Linked DNA regions of Homo sapiens: all the other regions are linked to region 1. The links are chromatin loops, found by intact Hi-C in ENCODE. Cell type or tissue: PC-3. All regions are shown on one strand. Links, peaks and the distances in the headings refer to the core of each region. The heading gives the core; the rest is flanking DNA.

Evidence for each region. Hi-C counts contacts between places; a loop is a spot of excess contacts. Peaks named below come from ENCODE experiments on the same cell type or tissue, not always from the same donor. Only the 100,000 strongest peaks of a DNase experiment are listed, where the experiment ranks them.
Region 2: a loop joins it to region 1, with 12 times the contacts of the local background. A loop is called at or near these places in 15 of 110 quality-filtered maps.
Region 3: it touches region 1 in a loop (9-fold over the local background); 63 of 110 quality-filtered maps call a loop at or near these places.

Annotation. Positions count from the first base shown.
Region 1 is chr7:27,193,045-27,201,142 of GRCh38, reverse strand. HOXA13 (homeobox A13) reads left to right here and starts at 1,052. Exons shown (of 2, transcript NM_000522.5): 1 at 1,052-1,987; 2 at 2,701-6,779. The coding sequence starts at 1,066. The coding sequence ends at 2,945. It overlaps HOTTIP (HOXA distal transcript antisense RNA), which reads right to left and starts at 722. Exons shown (of 3, transcript NR_037843.3): 1 at 622-722; 2 at 1-520. RefSeq lists an enhancer at 7,898-8,098. In PC-3, for the core only: CTCF peaks have their summits at 4,564 and 4,766 (motif pointing left); DNase peaks (open chromatin) are centred at 3,272 and 4,752; H3K4me3 peaks cover 5,000 bases; H3K27ac peaks cover 4,577 bases.
Region 2 is chr7:27,673,734-27,681,831 of GRCh38, reverse strand. The region is part of intron 2 of LOC105375211 (a long non-coding RNA gene); the gene reads right to left. Among named protein-coding and RNA genes, the nearest start is that of HIBADH, 15 kb to the right of the region's middle. RefSeq lists an enhancer at 3,033-4,232. In PC-3, for the core only: no CTCF peak of the experiment used is centred there; a DNase peak (open chromatin) is centred at 3,681; H3K4me3 peaks cover 434 bases; H3K27ac peaks cover 3,092 bases.
Region 3 is chr7:28,089,771-28,097,868 of GRCh38, reverse strand. All of the region lies in intron 1 of JAZF1 (JAZF zinc finger 1), which reads left to right. Among named protein-coding and RNA genes, the nearest start is that of JAZF1-AS1, 87 kb to the left of the region's middle. In PC-3, for the core only: CTCF peaks have their summits at 3,851 and 4,054 (motif pointing right); DNase peaks (open chromatin) are centred at 1,058 and 4,058.

The DNA of each region.
Region 1 (8,098 bases), core at 1,699-6,698:
AGCGTGGCTTTAGGGCCCAGAAGGGGGGTTTAAGTCCCAGCCAGAAGCACAGCTGGGGCTTGTTCCTCTTAAGCCCCTTCCAGAACTAAGCCAGCCATACTGGCGAGGTGGGAGCATGGATGAATGGTGCACAGGGATCGCTCGCTCTATCTCAAAGTCTCTGGAGGAGGAAGCGTTGTTACCAGGTCAGAGCAAGGATCAGGCTGTATACCTAAGTGTGCGAATGTGAGTGTGTCAGTGTACACTGTGTGTGTGTGTGATGAGTCGTTCTGAGTCTATGGGTCTAAATGCAAACATATGAAATTGCTCACTAACAGTGTGGACAGGGAAGGGATAGGGGCTCCTAAATGCAGTCCAAGCCTCCAGTGGAATGTCCTGGGACCCAGGCATATCCGCAGGAACCGATAAGCAGCAAACACCCTGCCACTGTTTCCCTGGAAAGAGCAAAATCGCAACTCCATCGAAGCCGAAGGCGCCGATGTCCGTCCTGTGGTCTCACTGCAGAAATACGCGCCGGTTCCTGGAAAGAAAACAGTCCCAGAGGCTCCAAGAAACACCCATTCTGAGCTAGGCTGGTCCCGTCCTCCCCACTCTCCCATCCCTGACCGCCGGCAGAATTACCTGACCTGTCCCCACTGCTCCAGATCGCAACCCAATCGCGCGCCCACCTCCCCTCCCCGCCTGGTTGCGCGGGTCTGGGCCCCACTGGGATAAAGGAAGGGAAGGGGGGCGGAGATGGGGCCGCCTTCCTTCCCTGCCCCACCCGCACGTTCCTCCGCCTCTCCCCCGGGTGAATGGTGCGCGGCCGCGCGGCTGGCGCTGGGGACGGCGCGGGCCGCGGCGGGGACGACGGGTGCACCGTGCAGAGCTGGAGTCGGAGCCGCCCGCTTTGCATACGCCGTGGGCGGAGCGGGGGGGCCGGGCCAATGGGCGGCCGCCTGGCGCGACCCCGCGGGGCGCGATCCGCCCCCCTCGCTCGGGCCCCGGCCCCGCGCCGCGCGCTCTTCACTTCTTGGGGGCTTTTTAAAACAGCGCCACTGGGGTCTTCTCCATGCGGCTCGGGCTATGACAGCCTCCGTGCTCCTCCACCCCCGCTGGATCGAGCCCACCGTCATGTTTCTCTACGACAACGGCGGCGGCCTGGTGGCCGACGAGCTCAACAAGAACATGGAAGGGGCGGCGGCGGCTGCAGCAGCGGCTGCAGCGGCGGCGGCTGCCGGGGCCGGGGGCGGGGGCTTCCCCCACCCGGCGGCTGCGGCGGCAGGGGGCAACTTCTCGGTGGCGGCGGCGGCCGCGGCTGCGGCGGCGGCCGCGGCCAACCAGTGCCGCAACCTGATGGCGCACCCGGCGCCCTTGGCGCCAGGAGCCGCGTCCGCCTACAGCAGCGCCCCCGGGGAGGCGCCCCCGTCGGCTGCCGCCGCTGCTGCCGCGGCTGCCGCTGCAGCCGCCGCCGCCGCCGCCGCGTCGTCCTCGGGAGGTCCCGGCCCGGCGGGCCCGGCGGGCGCAGAGGCCGCCAAGCAATGCAGCCCCTGCTCGGCAGCGGCGCAGAGCTCGTCGGGGCCCGCGGCGCTGCCCTATGGCTACTTCGGCAGCGGCTACTACCCGTGCGCCCGCATGGGCCCGCACCCCAACGCCATCAAGTCGTGCGCGCAGCCCGCCTCGGCCGCCGCCGCCGCCGCCTTCGCGGACAAGTACATGGATACCGCCGGCCCAGCTGCCGAGGAGTTCAGCTCCCGCGCTAAGGAGTTCGCCTTCTACCACCAGGGCTACGCAGCCGGGCCTTACCACCACCATCAGCCCATGCCTGGCTACCTGGATATGCCAGTGGTGCCGGGCCTCGGGGGCCCCGGCGAGTCGCGCCACGAACCCTTGGGTCTTCCCATGGAAAGCTACCAGCCCTGGGCGCTGCCCAACGGCTGGAACGGCCAAATGTACTGCCCCAAAGAGCAGGCGCAGCCTCCCCACCTCTGGAAGTCCACTCTGCCCGGTAAATGACGACCTATTCCCAGCCCTGGTCTTCCGGCTCTGCTCCAGCTTCTTCTCCGCTCGCACCCGGGCGATCCCGGGTGCGTTTCTGTTCTCTTCCTGGTCTGCCCTAGCGGCTCTGCACCCCTGGGAGCCCGAGCATGGCTGGCTGGGTCTGCCTGCACTGCCTCGAGTTGAGCTGGTCCCTGGCTCTCCCTGGGTGAGGGGTGGCTTGTGGAGACCTCGGCTAGCTTCCCTCTCCCTCTGCGCCCCGCCCTCCCCAGCCCCTGACACCAATTTAAGGATGAGAAATTGACCAGAAAACAGCTCCCCAAATTGCCCCTCCCTATTCATTCTCTCAAAAATGGCTTCAGTGTAGAAGCTTCGAGTATTGGGACGGGCACCCAGAAAGGAGGCAGGCACAGAAGTGTTGTACCTTGAGCCTGGCGCTAAGGTGTGGGCCGTTGGACCAGGCTATCACTCGAGGCTGCCTACGCGCTGCTCCTGCAGGATGGCCGGGTTGGGGAAGTCACTGGAGCCCTGGGTGATTTCATTTCAGTTCAGAACTAACTACCTTCCCCACTGACCCTCTAGGCTTTAGCAGAAGACAGGATTGTACAGCGGGTGGCAAAGAGCAGCCGGGCGCTGCAAGGCGGGTGGCTCAGATCGAGCTGTCGCCTATGCCCTGGCTGGGGTCCGATCCCTGTGTAACTTGCCTTCTCCCTTGTCTTCTAGACGTGGTCTCCCATCCCTCGGATGCCAGCTCCTATAGGAGGGGGAGAAAGAAGCGCGTGCCTTATACCAAGGTGCAATTAAAAGAACTTGAACGGGAATACGCCACGAATAAATTCATTACTAAGGACAAACGGAGGCGGATATCAGCCACGACGAATCTCTCTGAGCGGCAGGTCACAATCTGGTTCCAGAACAGGAGGGTTAAAGAGAAAAAAGTCATCAACAAACTGAAAACCACTAGTTAATGGATTAAAAATAGAGCAAGAAGGCAACTTGAAGAAACGCTTCAGAACTCGTTGCTTTGCCCAGATAATGATAATAATGCTTAATAATAATTGAAGAATGGGAAAGAGAAAGAGACAGAGACTGGCATTTTCCTCTCCCGAAGGAGATCTCTTTCTCTTTAATGGAATCTACAACTGTTTTAAAACTTTAAGAAAGGTAAAGACTGCCAGTTCTTCCGCCAACCCCATCAGCCCAGCCCGTTAAATGTCAAACGTCAACCCCCAAAATACGCAATTTCAGATAAGTTACGCAGTTACTGAAATCTTGTAAGTATTTAAGTGATCGTTACATTTTAGGACACTGCGTTAGATGGTAATAATCTGGAAGTTGGTTACAAACGCAAGAGGCCATTGTAAACATCTGCTTGTCCTTCTTAGGTCGCCATTCCCTTTGCATGTTAAGCGTCTGCTCAGGTAAATCTTAGTGAAATTCCTACCGTTGTTGTACGTTCTGCAAAACATTTTATGTATAGATTTAGAGGGGAAACGAGAAGGTACTGAAATAATGATCTTGGAATATTTGCTGTGAAGGGAGAAAGGGAGAGAAAACTCTTCTGAGGATCATTTGTCTTGGTAGTATAGTAAAACCAACCAGCTGAACCTTTCAGGCTACAAGAGAACCCGGGTCGGTAATGTCTTTTTAAGAATAATTTTTAATTGCTTATAACAAGCATATTTTGTGGCATTTGAACTATATTTACTGCTCCAATATCCGTTATTTTCCAAAGGATTTTGTATCTTTTTGAAAATGTTTACATCATCAGATGATCCACAGAATTCACTTTATGTGAGATCTCCCGAGAGTTTCCATCCCAACATGATGGACTTTGGTTTGAACACAATTCGTTTTTTCATTTGAATTGGCATTTCCCAATATTTGCTAAACATTTGCTGGAGAAATCATTTTTCTTTTTTCTTTTTTAGAAAACTCAGAATGAAAATTCATTCCCCTGAAATATTTAGGTGTCTATATTCTATATTTTGATCTATTAAGGGATTAGTATTTTTCCATGTTTATTGTGTTATCAGAGTGCATTAGAAAGATTAGTGATTCATCTTCACAGCACATTTTTAATCAAGCAGTTATTTCAACCAGCACATTCGTTTTGTTCATATTCACTATAGAATGATATCTTGTAAATAAAGACATTCAGCACACTGTGAAAATGTATTTGTGCACCTGCTTTTTAAATATTTCTACTAAAAATGAAAAAAAAAAACCCTTAGACCTGTAGATAGTGATATCGTAATATTAATTGTTAATAAAATAGTCACTGCCATTAAAATCTGCAGAAAATACTCTTTACTTTCCTATGCTAAATGTGCACTGCACAGAAAGAAAAGGAGCAGGTTTATCTTATATAAACCAAGGACCATTCTTTATTATTATTCAGTACTTCTTTTGCTACCAAATTTTTAAGAAAAGGGAGAAATCCCTCATAACTAAAATCCTAAAAAATGATAAGTGCTTCAAGGAGATTAAAGTGTCAGGTATTACAAAAGGGAGAGAAAAGAAAGGAGGAAGAGATAGTATGAATTCCCAGGCTCCCTGTGGAAAATGAAAACCAGTTGTTTTGTAGCAGCAATGCCTAGGCTGTCGTATTTTAAAATCTGCTGTTGGGTCTGCATGTGTCTGAGAGGGCAGGTTTTGATATTTGTTGAAATGACAGGACTACGAAAGGCCTTAAACCTTGACCTTGACGAAAAAAAAGACAATTTGTGACCTTGACTTTTGACAGCTCATGAATTGGCCTTAGCTGGATTAGTAGATCAAGGGCGCCACCTCGCGTTGACAAGCCTCCTTGTAATTCTTCAACCAAGGGAATCAAGAGCTCTTACCTCCTTGACTTTAGAGATTCAGTACTCAATTATTTGGCTCCAGCTGGAGCAAATTTGAATATATGTAAATTATACATGTCCCTGTATATATGTAAATATATATAATATGTGTACACATGTATACATTTGCATATTAGTGCTTGTGTGTGCTTGTATATATATTTGTAGAATCTGTACAGATATCATATCATTAATTGCTAATGACGCAAGATATTGTAATTTAAGGTGATTTCTAGAATTGAGGTACAAAATGTACTTTACAAGATGAAGCCTTGTTCCTTTTCTCTAATGGCCAAATTTGATTTGTCTTCACAGTGGCTTGCTCTGCATCAGATTTCTGCAGATCTGCTTTAAAGCTGTACATTTTTGTTACAGTCTAAGATGTGTTCTTAAATCACCATTCCTTCCTGGTCCTCACCCTCCAGGGTGGTCTCACACTGTAATTAGAGCTATTGAGGAGTCTTTACAGCAAATTAAGATTCAGATGCCTTGCTAAGTCTAGAGTTCTAGAGTTATGTTTCAGAAAGTCTAAGAAACCCACCTCTTGAGAGGTCAGTAAAGAGGACTTAATATTTCATATCTACAAAATGACCACAGGATTGGATACAGAACGAGAGTTATCCTGGATAACTCAGAGCTGAGTACTGCTCCAGGGTGGTGTGCAATCTTATATTGATGCTTGTGAATCTGCCATTTGATTTGTAGGATAAATAAATATGTTTAATATTAACAACTTCCATCAAAACTATAATAATAATATTATATCTACTGTTGACCTCTAACAACAATCAGGTGCTGTATTCAGAGTCATAAAGAATACATATGTATGTTTGTATATTTAATATACACATAGGATAATGTGTTTTTGTCAAATCTATGCTATGCGCATATGTATTAAAATGTTGGTGGAATCAGTAGCCGTGGGATGCAGAATTGTGAGATGCAGGCTAATTTTATCTTTACGTTAGAGGAAAGTAATAGTGAATGGAAGAACCAGATTCATCATTTTATGGAAAATAATATTGATTGGTTACAAAAGTGGCTGCCGGAAACCTCTCCAACCTCTCCTGAGGACTCACAACTTCTTTATAGATGAGAATTACGAAAGAGTCTCTAAAGCTGTCTCAAAAACAGGCTGGTGTTGAAACATACATATCGAAAGGTCTCGAGAAATTCAATTATATTTTGCTGCCCTGAGGATTTTCACTCCACTTGTGGAAACAAATGATAATGTTGCTTCAGACCCACCTCTCCACCTCTTGTTCCAAACAGTACTCCATTTCCAAATGAGCTGCCATCAAGCCAAAGTAACAACTTTCTCCCAAAATGTTTAAAGTGGTGGAAAATCCCCTCAAAGCTGGATCAAACTGTGTGTTTAAGAACAGCTCCAAAAGGGACTCTTCTGTTGACAGGGGATATTTTTCTTTAGATGTAAGAAATATTCTGAGCCTCGAGCCTAGGAAGGAGGCCAACAGCAGCTCTCCAGCCGGGATCCCGCCCCTTTCGAAAGCCATCACCACTACAGGAACCCTGGGTAAAGTAGTAGCCTTCTTTTTTTCTCTCTCTAGTTTTTGAAACTGTAATGACAGAAGACATTTCAGGGTTGTTGTGGGGATTTTTTCCCCCCAGTTCTAAAATGGTCATTGATAGTGTCGATCTTACCTAACTCTCCTCCTATTTAAAATTTCTGTGGATCTACCAGATAACCTAAAGTGGGCATGGATTATTTATTATGGCTCCTTTAATGCCCAAATAGCAATCAGTCTAAAACCTTAAAACAAAAACAAAAACAAAAACAAAAATCAAGGAGAGACCAGCCACCTCCTGAAAAATAGGAATAATAGTATCAGCCACTGACCCATGGATAATGTTGTTGAAAGCCTGATTAAAGTATTTTTTTCTAAAAAGAAAACTCTTCCTGAATTAAGAAAATAAAAATGGGACTTTAAAAAAAAACGCTACTTTTTCTATCTGCTCTCAGTACTATCATATTTATTTACTTATTTTAAGTGGATGATTGTTAAATGTCGCTATGCATTTCACTCCTATTTGTGACTGATGCAGAGCTGAAGCCACCCATTCAAGTTATTCAAGTTGTGGGTTTTTAAAAAAAATTAACAGAAAAGGGAAGAAAAAAATTAAAACAACCTAGTTGAAATCTTTTCTTAAAAATTCACCACTAGGCAGTGAAATTCAGCTGCAGATGCAACATTTGTGTGCGGAGAGTTGACACAGATTTCACTTTGTAATACATGTAAGTGCAGATTGCACTCTGCTGCATGTGTTTGGAGGCCTTGGTGAAGATGCAGTGTCTTGCTTCCTCTGTGAATTCCCGAGTTCAGGAGCAGAGACGGAGGTTGCCCTGGACTGCTAATCCCCAGACCCGGTGGGTTCAGAGGCGCCCTCCTGGATTTGCGGACCTCTCCCAAGGAGACGCTAGGGGCTTGCTGATTTATGCGCATTCCTTTAAACTTGATCGAATGCGTGTCAGCCGACCAAGACCTGGAGAATCAGAGAAATGTGCAGCGAGTTGCTCACATCCCATTTCTCATAAGCAAAGATATAGCGTTATCCAAAAGGCAGAGGGAGATTTATGCCTAGGTTTTAGGACAGGCACGCTAATTAAGTTTTCATCTGCTAGGCCGCCGGTCTATAACAGCCGGCCTCATTCTTTATGAAAATGCCCACTCAATCCTCGTGCATCTATCTATCTCTGATGAATGCCTGAGAAGTGCTTGCTATTTTTAATTTTATTTTAAAGGGAAGGAAAAAGACACTGGCGCAGAAAAACTCCTCCGTGAAAGCAGCCAAGGCCTTGCCACAGTTGATTTCATTTCTGCCCGGCTCTCGTGACGCTGAAGAGCCGGATCCACTGGGCAGAAATAATTACAACGGGTCTCAGAGATTTCCAAACCTCTGCGGGCGGTTATGCGGCGACATAGGTCCTCCCCCAGGTACTGGGGTGTGAACTCGGAGAGCTACCTGATGTCGCGCCCCTCGGGGACAGAGGCGCGGCCCCAAACCCTCCACGCTTCTACAAGAACCCCCTACTCAAAATGGAGGCTCAGGCCGGTGTAAAGCGGGCCTCCCTCTGACGGCACGCGGGCCAGTCGGGGCTGCGGCAGGACGGCTGGCGGAGGTCCCGGCGCGGAACAGCAAGGGCCGTGTCTGTGCGGGTGAGTGGCCCCGCAACTGCAGGCTGACGTCACCGCAGGCCGCGCGGGCCTTCGTGGGGCTCCCCGGGCGCGGCTGGATCAGGACAAGCCTACTTCAAG
Region 2 (8,098 bases), core at 1,040-6,039, 480 kb before region 1:
ACTTTCTTTTTTTTTTTTTTTTTGAGACAGTATTGCTCTGTCGCTCAGGCTGGAGTGCAGTGATGCGATCTTGGCTCACTGCAACCTCTGCCTCCTGGGGTCAAGCAATTCTCCCACGTCAGCCTCCCAAGTAGCTGAGATTACAAGCGCCTACCACCACGCCTGGCTAATTTTTGTAATTTTAGTAGAGATGGGGTTTTACCATGTTGGCCAGGCTGGTCTTGAATTCCTGACCTCAGATGATCCGCCCACCTCGGCCTCCCAAAATGCTGGGATTACAGGCATGAGGCACTGCGCCCAGCCTCCATGATTTCTTTATTCATTCCTCTGTTGTCGGCTGATGTTTTGTTACAGCAGCCCAAATAATGTAGACAGATTGAAACACATAATTGTAGTATGTATTTTAAATATTGGCTGAATGAAGTTATTTTTTAAAATTTCATAGTGTGAAGTTTGGCCTATTAAGGGCAATTACCCTATTAAGAAGATGCCCTAAATTTGAAGTATTCTAGCACGTGGTTGATGAATTCTTAGCCATGAGTTTAGGGGTAACAGGAAGTACATTCGGACCTGGAAGTGATGTCTTACAAGGCGAGTCACAAGTGTAGGTCCTCTAAAGGGTTCTACATGTATGATAGGAATCTACTCAGTGGTCTATACTGTTCTATCACATTTTGCAGGTGATGGTTGAGTGTCCAGTGTCAAGTGTAGTCAGGCACAAGTGATAAATAAAACTATCTTCATTAATAGCCCCATCTTCCCTGAGATGAACCCAGATAAACAGGAAAGTTTATGATTAAATTGGATGACATTGTACCCTAGCAGGCTTAGGGGGCAGAAAAAAGAATAATAGCATTTTGGGAATCACCCATTTATTTTTTGGCCAGGAGTACCATTTGCACTTGCCTGACTAATGAAAGAAGTTATGTTACACACGGGACCATTAGAGTCCCTAATGAGTCAAATTAGTTTCCTTGAAAGGGCCCCAGTGGCCCTCTCAGATTGCATCCTGGCACAGCAGAAAGACCTGGACCTAGGCCTTGTCTGCTGGGACATGTAACTGGCTGTATTTGCATGGGAGGCCTTCCTTACTCCTAGTTCACATGGCTGACTCTCAGGGTATGCTCAGAGCCCTGTAAGATTGGACAGATACAGAAATTTTGTTTGGTGGCACTGTATGAGTTTTGCCAGTTCTTTTGAGGTTGTAGGACTATATAGCAGAGGTTTTTGAATGAAAGATCTGGAATGGGGATAATTTTCTGACTTCTTGGTCTCAAAGCACCTTAAAACCTAAAATTAACCAGTGGAAGAATTAAGCCTCTGGCCTTAATTTATAGTGGCACATATCTGCTAAGGGCTTCATTCTGAACTTAATAGGAGTGCTAAGTCTTTTTTTCTATTTTTGAGACAGGGTCTTGCTCTGTCACCCAGGTTGGAGTACAGTGGTGAAATCATGGCTCACTGCAGCCTTGACCTCCTGGACTCAAGCGATCCTCCCACCTCAGCATCCCGCACCTCCGACCCCCAGTAGCTGGGATTACAGGCCTGTGCCACCACATTCAGCTAATTTTTGTATTTTTGTTTTTAAATAGAAATGGGGTCTCACCGTGTTGCTCAAGCTGGTCTTGAACTCCTGGCCTCAGGCGATCCACCTGCCTCGGCCTCCTTAAGTGCTGGGATTACAGGCGTGAGCCACCATGCCTGGCAATAGATCTTTTTGAGGCGGGGTCTTTAGGAGTTGAAGGTGAACTTTATGGTGAGGAGCTGCTCTTCTACCCTAGTAATTAAACTCATCTGGCATCAGTCTGTGTGAAAATACTAAGCATGTAGCAGGGCACATCTGCAGGTATTTTCTTAGGACAATGGCATTGAATGCTAATGTGTAGGGTGCATTACAGGGTCACAGACTTCCTGACTGCTGGATTCTGAGTGACCCCCTGGCCTTTCCCTAGAACTTCAAAGTCCCGTACGGTAGCCACTGGCCACAGGTGGCTACTGAGCACTTGAAAGGTAGCTGGTACGAATTGAGATGTACTCCAAGCATAAAATAGAACCTGGAATTAAAAGATTTAGTCTAAAAAAGTGTAAAATATATTGTTAATCATTTTTAAATATTGATTATATGAAGAAATACTATTTTTAGTATCAGGTTAAATAAAATATATTATTAAAATTAATTTCACTTATTTCTCTATCCTCTTTTGAAATGTGGCTACTAGAAAATTTAAATGGCTCAAATTATGTTTCTTTTGCATAGTGCTGCTTCAGAGAATAGTCAGTGGGAGAGTTAGACTAGTGAATGTGTGGCCAGAGGCTGTAAAATCCAAAATCTATGAATAGATATTGGGTCTGAGGAGGTGCTCTCTACAAGCAAGGCATTCAGAATTGAATTTCTCCAGTTTGCCTGGAGATCAACATACCACATCCATTTCAGTCCAGGACTTTCAGCACCAGAGGTGTGTGAGAGGCAAGATCCAGGGACCAAATAAGTCTATTAGTTCAGAGAGTCATGAAAAATGTTGTTAATCAATTGCTAGGAAACTAATATTTATAGCCAGTATTCAAACATCTGAATTGGGCTTGGAAAAACTGTTTTATTTCCTGAGAGAGATGCCCAAGGCTTTAGCCTCCTTAGAGATCTAACTCTCTGATGAGCCTCTCAGGGCCTGTTACTACTGGCTGCAGAGGAAGTGAGTGGATAATGACGCCCTAAGGTCACTGTGTGCAGGCCACAGTATTCCTGACATAGCCTCTCATTCTTCCCAAGGAGCATGGGACACTGCAGCCTGGTTTAAAGTGAGGCGGGGCTTTTCTTTTTCTTCAAGAATAGTTGGCTATATGTTGTGGGGTACTATACACATAATTCAGCATCTGCCACAAATGCATCATTGAAAGAATGGGTCATGTCAGACACTGTAGAGCTATTAGACTTTGGCTGGAAACAAATGGAAAAAGCAAATGGAAAAACAAATGGAAAACTCAGAACACTGGCCTTCTAATACAAACACTCACCTCAGTGACCAGTCATAGCCTTTCTTCCCTGAGGAATCTGCCATGTCATGGTGGGTGGGTGGGGGTGGGGTGGCATCTGGAGAGTGTTTGCCAATCTTGACTCTGTATCTTTAGGTTGCTTGATTCACCTATGCACCTGGAAGGGTAACTTTGGGCACCTAGCAGCATTTGGGAAGAATCAATTCTGACCAAAGCATTCAGTGGGCTGTACTTCAATCAACTTCCTGCTCGGTTTCCCATTTTAGCTTTCTTTCCCATTCACTGTCAAGCTGCAGACCTTTGGACTTGACAGTTATGTCTGGTGACTCCAGCCTCAGACCCTTGGCTCTCCCTCAAGAGATTTGCCTTAGATCTGTTCTACCAGAGCTCCTCTATTTGTATTTCCTTAGATATTTAAAAAAACAAAAAACAGTTAACATGGCAGGCCTGGCTCCTTACCAGGTTTGCCCTTGGCTGACATCTGCGAACTTGAATTTGGGAAAGGTTTCTACTATGCTAACTGATAAAAGTGGCTTACTATACCTAAACTATACAAACAATGTGAGTTTATGATGAATACCTGCTTTATTTCTGGGAGTCTGGAATTTGGTGGTAGGCAGAGGATGCCTATGTGATTTAACCACCAGTAAAACCCTGGGTGCAGAGTGTATAATGAGCTTCTCTGGTAGAAAACACTTCCCACATGTCATCATGACTCATTACTAAGGAGTTAGGCGTGTCTTCTGTGACTTCATTTGGAAAGAATTATCAAAAGCTTGAGCTTGGTTTCCTCTAGACTTTGCTCCATGTGCTTTTGCCTTTGCTGATTTTTCTTTGTACCCTTTTGCTATAATAAATCATAGCCATGAGTGTGACCATATGCTGACTCCTGAGTCCTTCTAGCAAATAACCAAATCTGGGGATGGTTTTGGGGGCCCTTGACATATCAGTTAATATACGGAAACCACTGGAGAAAGTCTTGAATGTAATTTTTGGTTTGATTATTTTTCTTAGAGTTCAGAATGGGAATCCCTAATACATCAAGCATTACATAATATGGTTGGGAGATCCAAAGCACTAAAGCCGAGGCTAATAATATGCGGAAAATTGGCATATGTTGTAGACTTCCCAAAAGACCCCCATTAGGACAAGTTACATAGGGTACACTCAGGAGAGATCAGTGCAGGAAGACCAAGGAAGGTTTGAAGGATTCAGTATGGCAGAAAGACATGCAAATCAGAGACAGGACCTTCCTTAAACAGAACCCAAGACCATATCCCAGAAAATGGAATAGAGAGACAAGGGCTGGTATTATCTCTGTCACATTGGCTGAGTAGGTTAAAATCAGAAAGTGTGTTGGAAAAACAAAGCAAAGCAAAGCAAAACAAAACAAAAAAAGGACCTGCAAGAAAGAATAGACTTCTTTTCTTCTGGGGGGAGGGACAGTGTCTCTGTCGCCCAAGATGGAGTGCAGTGGTACAATCTCAGCGCACTGCAACTTCTGCCTCCCAGGCTCAAGTGATCCTCCCAGCTCAGCTTCCTGAGTATTTTTAGTGGAGATGGGGTTTCACCTTGTTGCCCAGGCTGGTCTCGAACTCCTGTGCTCAAGCGATCTGCCCTCCCCGGCCTCCCAAACTGTTGGGATTACAGACGTGAGCCACTGCATCTGGCCACTTCTTTTTTAAAGTATACTGTTCTTGATAAAGCTGTAGTTAGGAATCTCTTTAGGGACAAAAAGTTTACAAATAGAAAGAGTAAAAAAAAAAATTTATTGAGAAATATTTTCATTATTCTACCCTACACAATGAAAGTTTTTTGTATATGGATGGTATAGATTAGGTTTAGCACTGAATATTTTTTATGTATTAAATATTAAAAAAAAAAAAAAGCCCTGCAAGGCCTCACTAGTTTTGTTTTCTCATGGAAAACCAGAGTTCAAATTCCCAATGGGGATGCAGCCCCTGATTTTTTGAAAGACAGAATATATAGTGGTTATGAGCATGGCCTTTGGAATCAGATGCCTTTTTTTGAGTTCTAGTCCTATTTATAGCTGTGTAATCTTGGACAAGTTAACAACCTCTTCATTTCCTAATTGTTTTCTCTTCAAATGCAAAGAATAATTATAATTGCTTCAAAGGGTTGCTGAAAGGTTGACCTGAATTGCTCCACGTAAAGGACTTACATAGTGCCTAGCATATACAGTATGCTCAATAAATGGTAGAGATCATTGTTATTATTACTATGACATGATTCCTGTGCTCTTAGAAAGTGAATCCATAGGATGTTGTGAATAATTGAGAGCTATAGTGATATGCATTGATAACTTGCGAATGTGATAAAACAAAATGCCCCTAAATTTTTAGTTATAAAACTAACTAAAAGGAATCACATGAAGGATAGCTCGAAGGCCCAGAAATTTTTTTTTTGAGACAGAGTCTCGCTCTGTCTCCCAGGCTGGAGTGCAGTGGCGTGATCTCGGCTCACGGCAAGCTCCGCCTCCCGCGTTCATGCCATTCTCCTGCCTCAGCCTCCCGTGTAAATGGGACTACAGGCGCCTGCCACTACGCCTGGCTAATTTTTTGTATTTTTAGTAGAGACGGGGTTTCACCGTGTTAGCCAGGATGGTCTCGATCTCCTGACTTCGAGATCTGCCCGCCTCGGCCTCCCAGAGTGCTGGGATTACAGGCGTGAGCCACCACGCCCGGCCAAAGGCCCAGAAAATTTTAATGAAACCAGTTTGAAGTTATTATCACATTTTAAGAATGTATCAATCAAAACAAGTCGTTGTTCAACTGTGGCAGGACAGAACAGTAGTTCCAGGACTTTGAATTTTATGACCAAGTTAGAAAAAAAATTGTAGAATGTGATGAAGTGCTGCCAACTTTTCAATTTACCCAAGACTGGCATGAAAAAGATCTAACAGTCTACTACTGCTGTCATGTCCTAAAAGAAAGATGTTTTGTCTCCAAAAAATACACATAGCATATCTTCAGAACAAAGATAGTACTTCCCAGAAAGTCTACTAATCTAGGGAGATTTTTTCCCCCCAACAGGTGAAAATCTCCTGAAAGGCAAGCAATACTCTTTGGATCAGCCCTTGGGATGAGAAAAGTCACAGTTGGGGCTGGGCACAGTGACTTGTGCTTGTAATCCCAGTGGTTCAGGAGGCTGAGGTGGGGGGATCCCTTGAGCTTGAGTGAGGAATTTTAGTGAGGCCCCCCGCTGCCTGCACAGTCTCTACCAATTTTTTTTTTTAATTAACCAGTTGTAGTGGCACATGTCTATAGTCCCAGCTACTCAGGAGGCTGAGATGGGAGGGTTGCTTGAGTCTAGGAGGTTGAGGCCACAGTGAGCTAAGAACATGCCTGAGCTAAGAACATGAATGTACTCCAGCCTGGACCACAGAGCAAGATCCTGTCTCAAAAAAAGAAAAGTCACAAAGGCAAACACCAGTAGTGTCCACTGTCCAAGCAAAAGGAAACTATGCCACCTAAATTTGACCTATTCCTGGTTCCAGTTGCAAAACCATTTATTTTTTCTTTCTTTCTTTTGTAGAATCATGGTCTCACTATTTTGCTCAGGCAGGTCTTGAACTCCAGGCCTCAAGTGATTCTCCCACCTCAGCCTCCCAAAATGCTGGAATTATAGACCTGAGACAACTGTGCCTGGCCTTGCAATACCATTTCCAATGCAAAGATAAATATAGGAGAGTTAGGCATTGATTTTGAGTACTTCCTCTTAATATGGTCACAAAAGTAACAGGACATTCACTAAACATTTGATTTATCTGTTTCTCTCATACTCATGAAGGAACCATCTAATTCCAATGTAGATCAACCAGGGAGAGCCTGGGTTGACCACCTGAACTTCAAACATTTCTAGCAAATCATGGAAATGACTTCTGAATATGGCTTAGCTTCCTATGTAGCTTCATTACAGGAGAGGGAATATGCTGATTATGTCCACAGGGGTATTGCTGTTTTATTTCTCCTAGTAAATTAATACATTTGCATTCTGGTACCTATTTTGGTCTCTTGTGCTTTTCAGACAACTTGTCCCAGTCTCTCAGGGCCTGATTACTCCCAGGCACTGAGAAAATGACATTTCCAGGATGTGGAAGCAGCTGGTCTTCTTGTATACCATGGCACATGCACACTATTCCATTTTTTTTTGCTACTTTATTTATTTTTTTTTAATTATACTTTAAGTTCTAGGGTACATGTGCACAACATGCAGGTTTGATACATAGGTATACATATGCTATGTTTGTTTGCTGCACCCATCGACTCATCATTTACATTAGGTATTTCTCCTAATGCTATCCCTCCCCCAGCCCCCCACCCTCCTACAGGCTCCAGTGTGTGATGTTCCCCACCCTGTGTCCAAGTGATCTCATTGTTCAATTCCCACCTATGAGTGAGAACATGCAGTGTTTGGTTTTCTGTCCTTGTGATAGTTAGCTCAGAATGATGGTTTCCAGCTTCATCCATGTCCCTGCAAAGGACATGAACTCATCCTTTTTTATGGCTGAGTAGTATTCCATGGTGTATATGTGCCACATTTTCTTTTTCCTTTTCTTTTCTTTTTTTTTTTTTTTTTTTTTTTGAGATGGAATCTCGCTCTGTTGCCCAGGCTGGAGTGCAGTGGTGGGATCTCAGCTCACTGCAAGCTCTGCCTCCCAGGTTCAGGCCATTCTCCTGCCTCGGCCTCCGGAGTAGCTGGGACTATAAGCGCCCGCCACCACACCCGGCTAATTTTTTGTATTTTTAGTAGAGACAGGGTTTCACCGTGTTAGCCAGGATGGTCTCCATCTCCTGACCTTGTGATCTGCCTGCCTTGGCCTCCCAAAGTGCTGGGATTACAGGTGTGAGCCACCACGCCCAGCCTATATGTGCCACATTTTCTTAATCCAGTCTATCATTGATGGACATGTGGGTTGGTTCCAAGTCTTTGCTATTGTGCACACGATTCCATTTTTAAATTCATGCCTATCTACTGACATTTACAAAAAAAATACATGGCAGTGGCTTTATTAGTCAAGGTGCAAGCTAAGCTGCTATAATAAAGAGACTCCAAAATATATTGACTTAAATAAAATGAAGTTTCT
Region 3 (8,098 bases), core at 1,040-6,039, 900 kb before region 1:
AAGCAGATTGCTGTGTGGCTGCTGGGAGTCATGGCATTTCCAAGATTTACCTCTTTCCTGTCACCCTCCCATTTCTACATGCAAAATGACCTCCCAGACTCTAGCAGGCCTGTGGCTGCCACCTTTCTTTTTAGCTCCCCGAACCTTCCCCTTCATTCAGCTACCTGAAATCCCACCTCCTCCCAAAGGACTTGCTGACTGATTCGTAGACAGCTGTGATTTCTTCTTGCCCCACCCTTTATATATCCAGCTCCTTCAGCTCTCCCATTTCTTGCTTCAGAACACAATGTAGGTCCATTCACTTAAGTTAATGTACCTGTGTTGTTCTATTGTATCAATGTGTGTGACTTCATCTATTTTAGGAAACAAGCTCTGAGGCAGGAATTTGGCTTAACTAATTTATACAGGGCTTAGTAAAAGGCTCTGTGGAATTAGAGACACCTAATAAATGCTTCAGACTTTTGAATTGATGCTGTAATCATTTTAATGGAGGCTGATGTTGTATGTGTTTAAACAAATGGCATGTTTTCCAGCAACATTCTGGCAAATTAGCAGCATCTAAATTTAAAAAAAAAGTCTGTACTTAGAAAATGAATTTTGTAAACTGTGGTAACATGCAGTTATTTATTGCTGAGCTGATTTAAGCAGAGGCCCAAATGCAGTGGTGGGAGCCAAGATTTCATTTTTTGCAATATTTGTTTTCTGAAAAGTTGGTTAGTGTGGCAGAGGTTGGGTGGGAAAGTGGGGGTGGGGGGTGATTTAAAGGCATTATTGTTAACTTAATGCATATTTTAAAGAGTTAGTTAAAAACCCTTTATATTAGGTTAGCAGGTGTGATTTGGCACCATTTCTTTCTACACATGTGCCCTTTTCATTAGGAATGTGTGCCTGATGTGGTGCAGATGGCATTTAAGCCACTTGGTAATATTTTCCACAACCTGTTCTTAGTAATTAGGCTTGAATTTGCTGTTTCAAAATACTGAACGTCTTTTGGCAACTTTGTAAAAACGAAGGAACTTGAAATGTGGTCAGTATACCAGCAGAGGGCAGTGTAAGCCAGTGTTTCATTTGCAGTCAGCTTCCCACGGCCATGGCTGCTTTTCCACACCCCAGAGCTAGAATGTTCCCATTACTTTATTTGAGATATAGATGCAATTTGAGAATTAAAAAAAAAATTGCAAATGAAAAAGTTAAAAAATAGTCTCTTATTGGCCATCTTGTAGTAAGAAGATAAATTGTTCAGAACAGATTTGAGCTGCAGTTCTGTTTTATGAATTTTTCCTTGAATCGTCTATCAACATGCATGAATGATTATGTGAAAAGTGTAGTTCTTATGTAAATCATTTTGCTAATGCACTTAAAAGACAAAATATTTAATTTGATTATAGATGTTTTTCCTTGCTCAATAGTGGATAGTAAGATTTTCATTATGTCTGTAAGGGTTTCAGTTATTTTTATGACAAGGGAAAGGTCATTTCCGACATATATGGTCCAGTCAAGTTAACCTTCAGAGAATTAACAGCAAAGGACTGCTTCTTGTCATAGCTTATTGTGCTTTATAACCAAAAGTGTTGCCTTTTACTCATAGTTTTTTCCTCACCACAGAACTTCTCGGACAACCCTAACCACTGGCCCTCTTGTTCCCTTCATTCTTGTTTTCTCCAACTCCAAGAGCGGACAGAGGCCCTGCCTCCCACTTCTCTCTTCAGTGGCCTCCCTCTCAGTTCTGCTTATCCCTCTCCCTTTTAGTGTCTTCTGTCTCACGCCATCCTTGATGCTATGGAATGTTTGTGCCCCCCCCAAATTTCATATGTTGAAGCCCTAACCCCCAGGATATTTGGAGATGGAGCCTTTGAGGGGATGATGAAGGTTAAATGAGTCATACGGTTGGGGCCCAGTAAAGGCTAGTGCTAGTATAAGAAGAGGAGGAGCACCAGAGCTCTCCGTCTCAGCCGTGTGAGGACACAGCAAGAGGGCCAGCCTATGAGCCAGGAAGCAAGGCCTCAGCAGAACAGTCCTGATGGTGCCTTGATCTGGGACTTCTGCCCTCCAGAATTGCTTCTGTTGTTCAGGCCACTCTGGCTGTGGTATTCTGTTATGGCAGCCTAAGCTGACTGATGCCCTCTTAGGATCTCACAGGGATTTGACGTTCAGCGGAGGGGACCATGATTACCTGTTGGAAGGCAGCAGAGGCTCTGCTAGAAGGACAGGTGGACTGAAGATGAGCAGAAAGCCAGAGAACTCCTTGAGGTAGGGACTTGATATGGTTAGGGTTTGTGTACCCACCCAAATCTCATCTTGAATTATACTCCCCATAATCCCCACGTGTCAAAGGAGAGACCAGCTGTAGGTAATTGAATCATGGGGGTGGTTTCCCCCATGCTGTTCTCATGATAGTGAGTTAGTTCTCACAAGATCTGATGGCTTTGTAAGGGGCTCCTCCCCCTTCACTTGGCACTTCTCCTTCCTCCCTGCTTGTGAAGATCATGTTTTGCTTCCCCTTCACCATCCGCCATGATCGTAAGTTTCCTGAGGCCTCCCCGATAATGCTGAACTGTGAGACAATTAAACCTCTTTCCTTTATAAATAACCCAGTCTTGGGCAGTTCTTCATAGCAGTATAAAAATGGACTAATACAGGGCTTGCCTAGGAGGCCCAACAGAGTGAACAAATATGTAGAATGATTGTGGTGCTCTTGATGGAGAATGAAGAGAGGGACTGGGATGAAACTGAAGACTTGTGGGAATAAGATGGGAGAGGTTGCGTGGAGCCTTGAAAGTGGTTTGGCTTTGGTGCTGTGGGAGCTTCTCAGATTCGGAGATGGCACACCCTTGGGGTACATGTGGGTATCAGGTAAGCCAAAGCATAGAGACTGTGCCCTTCTCTGGGGTGCCAGTTTTTCTGGATGGAGCTTCTTTCTTGTTGGGACTCCACATGTATTTCTGTGTGTTTCCTCCTTGTCGTCTTACTAAGGGAGCTTTGGTAGGACGATTGAGGGCAGTGGAGGAAAGAGGGCATTGTTAAAACATCATGAGCAGGCGCAGCTCGGCCCTTGGTCCCCTCTGGCCACAGGGTGGGGCTGAGCTGGCAAAAAAAATAAAAAATAATAATTTTTAAAAAGCACCATAAGCAAAACATGAATAAGTGGAGGTGAAGCAGGTGTTCTTGCCTGGAAGGAGAAGCTTCGGGTCTGCTTGCCCATGTTCCTTCTGCCAGAAAATTTCAAGTGCTGGGTGCCTACTGGGTTCCTTCTTCCCCCATGGCATTCCTGTAAGATAAATGGCTGCTTTTCAGCAGATGACAGTTTGGAGACAGAAGTTATTAATGTGTATAGGGTCGCAAAAAAGTTAGCTGATGTGTCAGAACAGAAACCCAGGCCAGGCCAAGCCTCTCCAGGCTTTTCGTGCTACGGAGCGGATAGGCAGAAGCGAGCAGCCCTGGAGACTCGGTGCCGGGGCTGGAAAGGAGACTGCTGATGTTTGGCGAGTCAGCCCTTTGGTTTCTGTCTTGTTCCTTGCCAGCCGTGGGACCTTCAGGCTGGCAATGTAGCCTCTGTTCTGAGTGAACATTAGGGATCTGTATTGATGGGAAAAGGGAAGAAGGGATATCGGGGAGGCAGACAACGATTTACTTTTAGATCCTCTCTTGATCCGAAAAAGAAATACAAATGTCTGTTGCCTCCGAGCAGATCGAATGTTGACTTCTACTTCAGAGGGTTACATTGCTGATTTATGCATATTACCATGTCTCATAGCCTTACCCTATTTTGAACCTCTGAGTGGTGGGGACATTTATCACTGTCTGAAATAATTTTATTTATGTGCTTTCATAGTTAATGTCTGTCTCTTGCTTTGGCCACACAAGAATCTAAGTTCCAAGCTTTGCGAATGAATATATGGAATACTGAAGAGGGAGGGTCAAGTTGTCCTGAGCACTGAATGCATTCTTCCCTCCCTGGCTCCTGCCCACCCACACCCTTACTTTTGTCTGCAGCTCATTCTAAAAGGCATTCTTGTTATTGGCTTGTTTGCAGGCATTGCCACAGGGGGGCGCTACAGCATTTGAAAAGAGACAGTGGACAAGCATCTGCAGGCAGGCACCTGTCTTTTGGGTTTGCCCAAAGCTCGGTGAGAAGTGAACTATCACTGTGGCACTCTCTTCATTTCCCCCTGAATGGGCAAAACAACCCAGTGAACGCGCCGCCTGAGAGAGCTGACTGGATTTTAGCAATGTGAAATGGTCATATACCAGGAGAAATTTTTAGTAAATTGAAAGGAACATATGTAAGTGGTAATTGATGAAGAATCAAGTTTTTCAGATAAGTTTGAAGTTATCCAATCAGTAATTTTTTTGTCTGCAACATTGTAGTAGTCTGTTTTCACGCTGCTGATAACGCTGCTGATAAAGACATCCCAAGACTGGGTAATTTATAAAGAAAGAGTTTCAATGGACTCACAGTTCCGTGTAGCTGGGGAGGCCTCACAATCATGGTGGAAGGCAGAAGGCATGTCTTACATGGCAGCAGACAAGAGAGAATGCGTCGAGTGAGGGAAACCCCTTATAAAACCATCAGATCTCGCAAGACTTACTGCCACGAGAACAGTATGGGGGAAACCGCCCCCAGGATTCAGTTATCTCCCACCTGGTCCCTCCCACAACATGTGGGAATTATGGAGCTACAATTCAGTATGAGATTTGGGTGGGGATACAGCCAAACCATATCAAACACCAAATTCACAGATGCTAATTAATGGTGGGAAGTAAGGGGTGATAAGTCACACTGAAGTATTAAAACATCAAAATTTTAAAATGCTTTTAAAAAGATTGTGCCCTTCTGTGTTCTTCCAGTGCACATGGCAACTAGAACACTTTGTAGAAACCCTTTCAGGGATATGTTTTAGGAAAGATATTTAAGTTACATGAAATAATGTTTTGATTATTTGTCTATGAATGGAAATTTCTAGATAAAAATTTCCTTTTTTTCTTTTCTTTCTTTCTTTTTTTTTTCGAAACAGGGCCTCACTCTACTGCCCAGGCTGGAGTGCAGTTGTGTAATTACGGCTCACTGCAGCCTCGATCTTCCCAGGCCCAGGTGATCCTCCCACCTCAGCCTCCTGAGTGGCTGGGACTGCAGGCACAAGTCACTACACTCAGCTAATTTTTTTGGTTTTTTTTCTTTTTGTATTTTTGTAGAGATGGGATTTCACTATGTTGCCCAGGCTGGACTTGAACTCCTGGGCTCAAGCACTCTGCCTGCCTCAGCCTCCCAAAGTGCTGGGATTATAAGTGTGAGCCACCGCATCCAGCCAGAAATTTCTAAAAGCAGTTCTATGAAGTAGTTTAAGCAGTTTCTTTTCCTTTTCTTCCCTATTTTAATTTTTTATATACTTTTAATATTGCTTATCCCTTTCTGAACAGGCAATATAACATCAAAGCTCAGTCCAACCGTGTATTTTAACTAAATAGAAGCCAAAATAAGGAGCTGTCATTTCTAAAAATGAGATCTTTTTATTTCCTTCTTCCTCTACTTTGACATTAGTTGTTTTTTTTTTTTTTTTTTTTTTTTTTTTTTTTTTTTGCCTTTTGTCCCTGAAATGGGATGTTAGAGTTTAGATTATTGCTGTCAGGTTAAAAAAAAAATTGAAACTAATTAGAAGTTGATAGTTTAAACATTGACTCCTACCCATTGAGTGCCCTTTATATATGTAATTACAGTGTCTACATATATACACAAATACAACATTGTGTTTACATATATATGTGAAGTCATATGTAATAACCCAAATATACCCTCAATGAGAGGAAAGAGAAAATATTGAAAAGTTTCCCCAAATCTAAACCTTTTCTCACTAGAAGTTGAATGTTGCCATGTACTTGTGTAATTAAGCCATCGTAGCAAATTTTCTGCTACGGTAACATACTTGGACTGCATGAAATGTTATTGCCAAGTTGATTTTACAAGGTTTTGACCTATTGACATGCTAAGGTAGAAGGTGTGAGTCTTTTAAGTTCCATTACACAGGATTCAAGGACCCATCATCATTTAAAACAAGAGAATATTTTCCAGTTGGGCCATACACACACCGACTATTCTAACAGCAATATGAATGTTGAAGTGTATTTCTGAATTTTAAAACCCCAAAGTAATAAAGTTTACATTAAACAGATTTTCCTTTGATCTCTCTCTCTCTCTCTCTGCATGTGCATATATATGTGTGTGTCTGTGTGTGTGTATATATATATATGTTATATATATATAATATATATGTATATTTAACTTACATTGAAATCTTCATTCAGGACTTTGTTTATTCAGGTTAGTATTAAGTTGATTTTAAGAGCATAAAAGAAAGTAAAACTGTATTCTCTTTTCTCAAAAAGTGGATTTAATGGGAAATACCTAAATAAAAAAAAATCTAAACTATTTTAAGAATGTTCTTAGTGGTGAAAATTGTTATGGTAGCATATTGGGAGCAAGGGAAAATGCCTCATAAATACCTAGTTTAACAACTGTGGTTTTAAATAGTCGTGAAAAATAACATGACTGTTAGGAGGAAACATTAAATATTCATGAAAATATGGACTTCTAGTTGAGACATAATAAAAAATTGAAGTTCAGGTTGACAGAAGAAAGTGCATCTCTCAAAAGTATGTAAAAATATGAATAACATTATTTCCCCTGATATAATTAGAAAAAATAGTAATAATTTTAATTAACTTTTAAGTTAAAAAACTAAAAAAAAGGCCGGGCGCGGTGGCTCACGCCTGTAATCCCAGCACTTTGGGAGGCCGAGGCGGGTGGATCATGAGGTCAGGAGATTGAGACCATCCTGGCTAACAAGGTGAAACCCCGTCTCTACTAAAAATACAAAAAATTAGCCGGGCGCGGTGGCGGGCGCCTGTAGTCCCAGCTACTCGGGAGGCTGAGGCAGGAGAATGGCGTGAACCCGGGAAGCGGAGCTTGCAGTGAGCCGAGATCGCGCCACTGCAGTCCGCAGTCCGGCCTGGGTGACAGAGCGAGACTCCGTCTCAAAAAAAAAAAAAAAAAAAACAACTAAAAAAAAGTCTGTGGAATAGAAAAAAAAATAAGAGCTTGAATAGGAAAAGAGGAAGACAGAGAATGAGGAGGTGTGGTTAAAAGTCGGGTAAGCTGGCTTTGATTCAGGTTCCACTAATTACTAGCCTATGGCCTTGGGTAGATTAGGCAGTGAAGCCGCCTCACTTTTCTTCTCTATTATGTGGGAGTACTAGTACCTGTGTTGGAGGATATTGTGATGCTCAAAGGAGATATTTTAAACAGAGTGAGTTTTTACTTTTCATGTAGATAGAATAGGATAATGCTAAGAATGCACTGTAACACTAAAATAATTTCCTTTTGGCATGTAATTGGCCTAGAATTTATACTAGAGTCTTATGCTTTGATTTAATAATGTTTAAAGTTATGAAAAATAAGATGAATGGGCAAGTTAGGCAGTTATTGAAGAAACTGGGGAAACCCAGTATTAAGATTGCAGTTTGACTGGATATTAGCATCTTCGTTAAGCAGAGAGATTTGTTGTTCATGATGAAGAAGGTGATGATGATGATAATGGCAGTTAATGTTCATTGAGTTCATAAGGTATGTTAGGCACTATAAGAGCTATACAGGCAATCTTATCCAATCTTCACTATAGTCCGATGAGGTAGGTTCAATCATTAAACTGATTTTTAAGTTGAGGAAAGTGTGGTTTAAAGAGGTTGAGTAACTTGTTAGTATCTACAGTGGATATTGGGATTGAAGCCCTGGCAGGCAACCTTGATTCTTGACTGACAATGGCACCATACTGGATTTGATGGTACCTGTGGTTAACTTCTTGGGGACCCAAATCTTACATGGACTTTTGAATCTAAATGATGTAATCTCACCACGGAGTTTCTTGTTTCCCTCACATCTCAATTTCTCTCATCTTGTATTTTACTATATGTAGTCAGGAAGAACCAAGCTCCTCTTTCAACACTTAGAAATTTCCTCAGCTAAATAGCCAATTTTATCACTTGCCAATTCTACCTTCTACAAAATACTAGTACATGAACACAGTTCAATCAAGTTCTTTGCCAC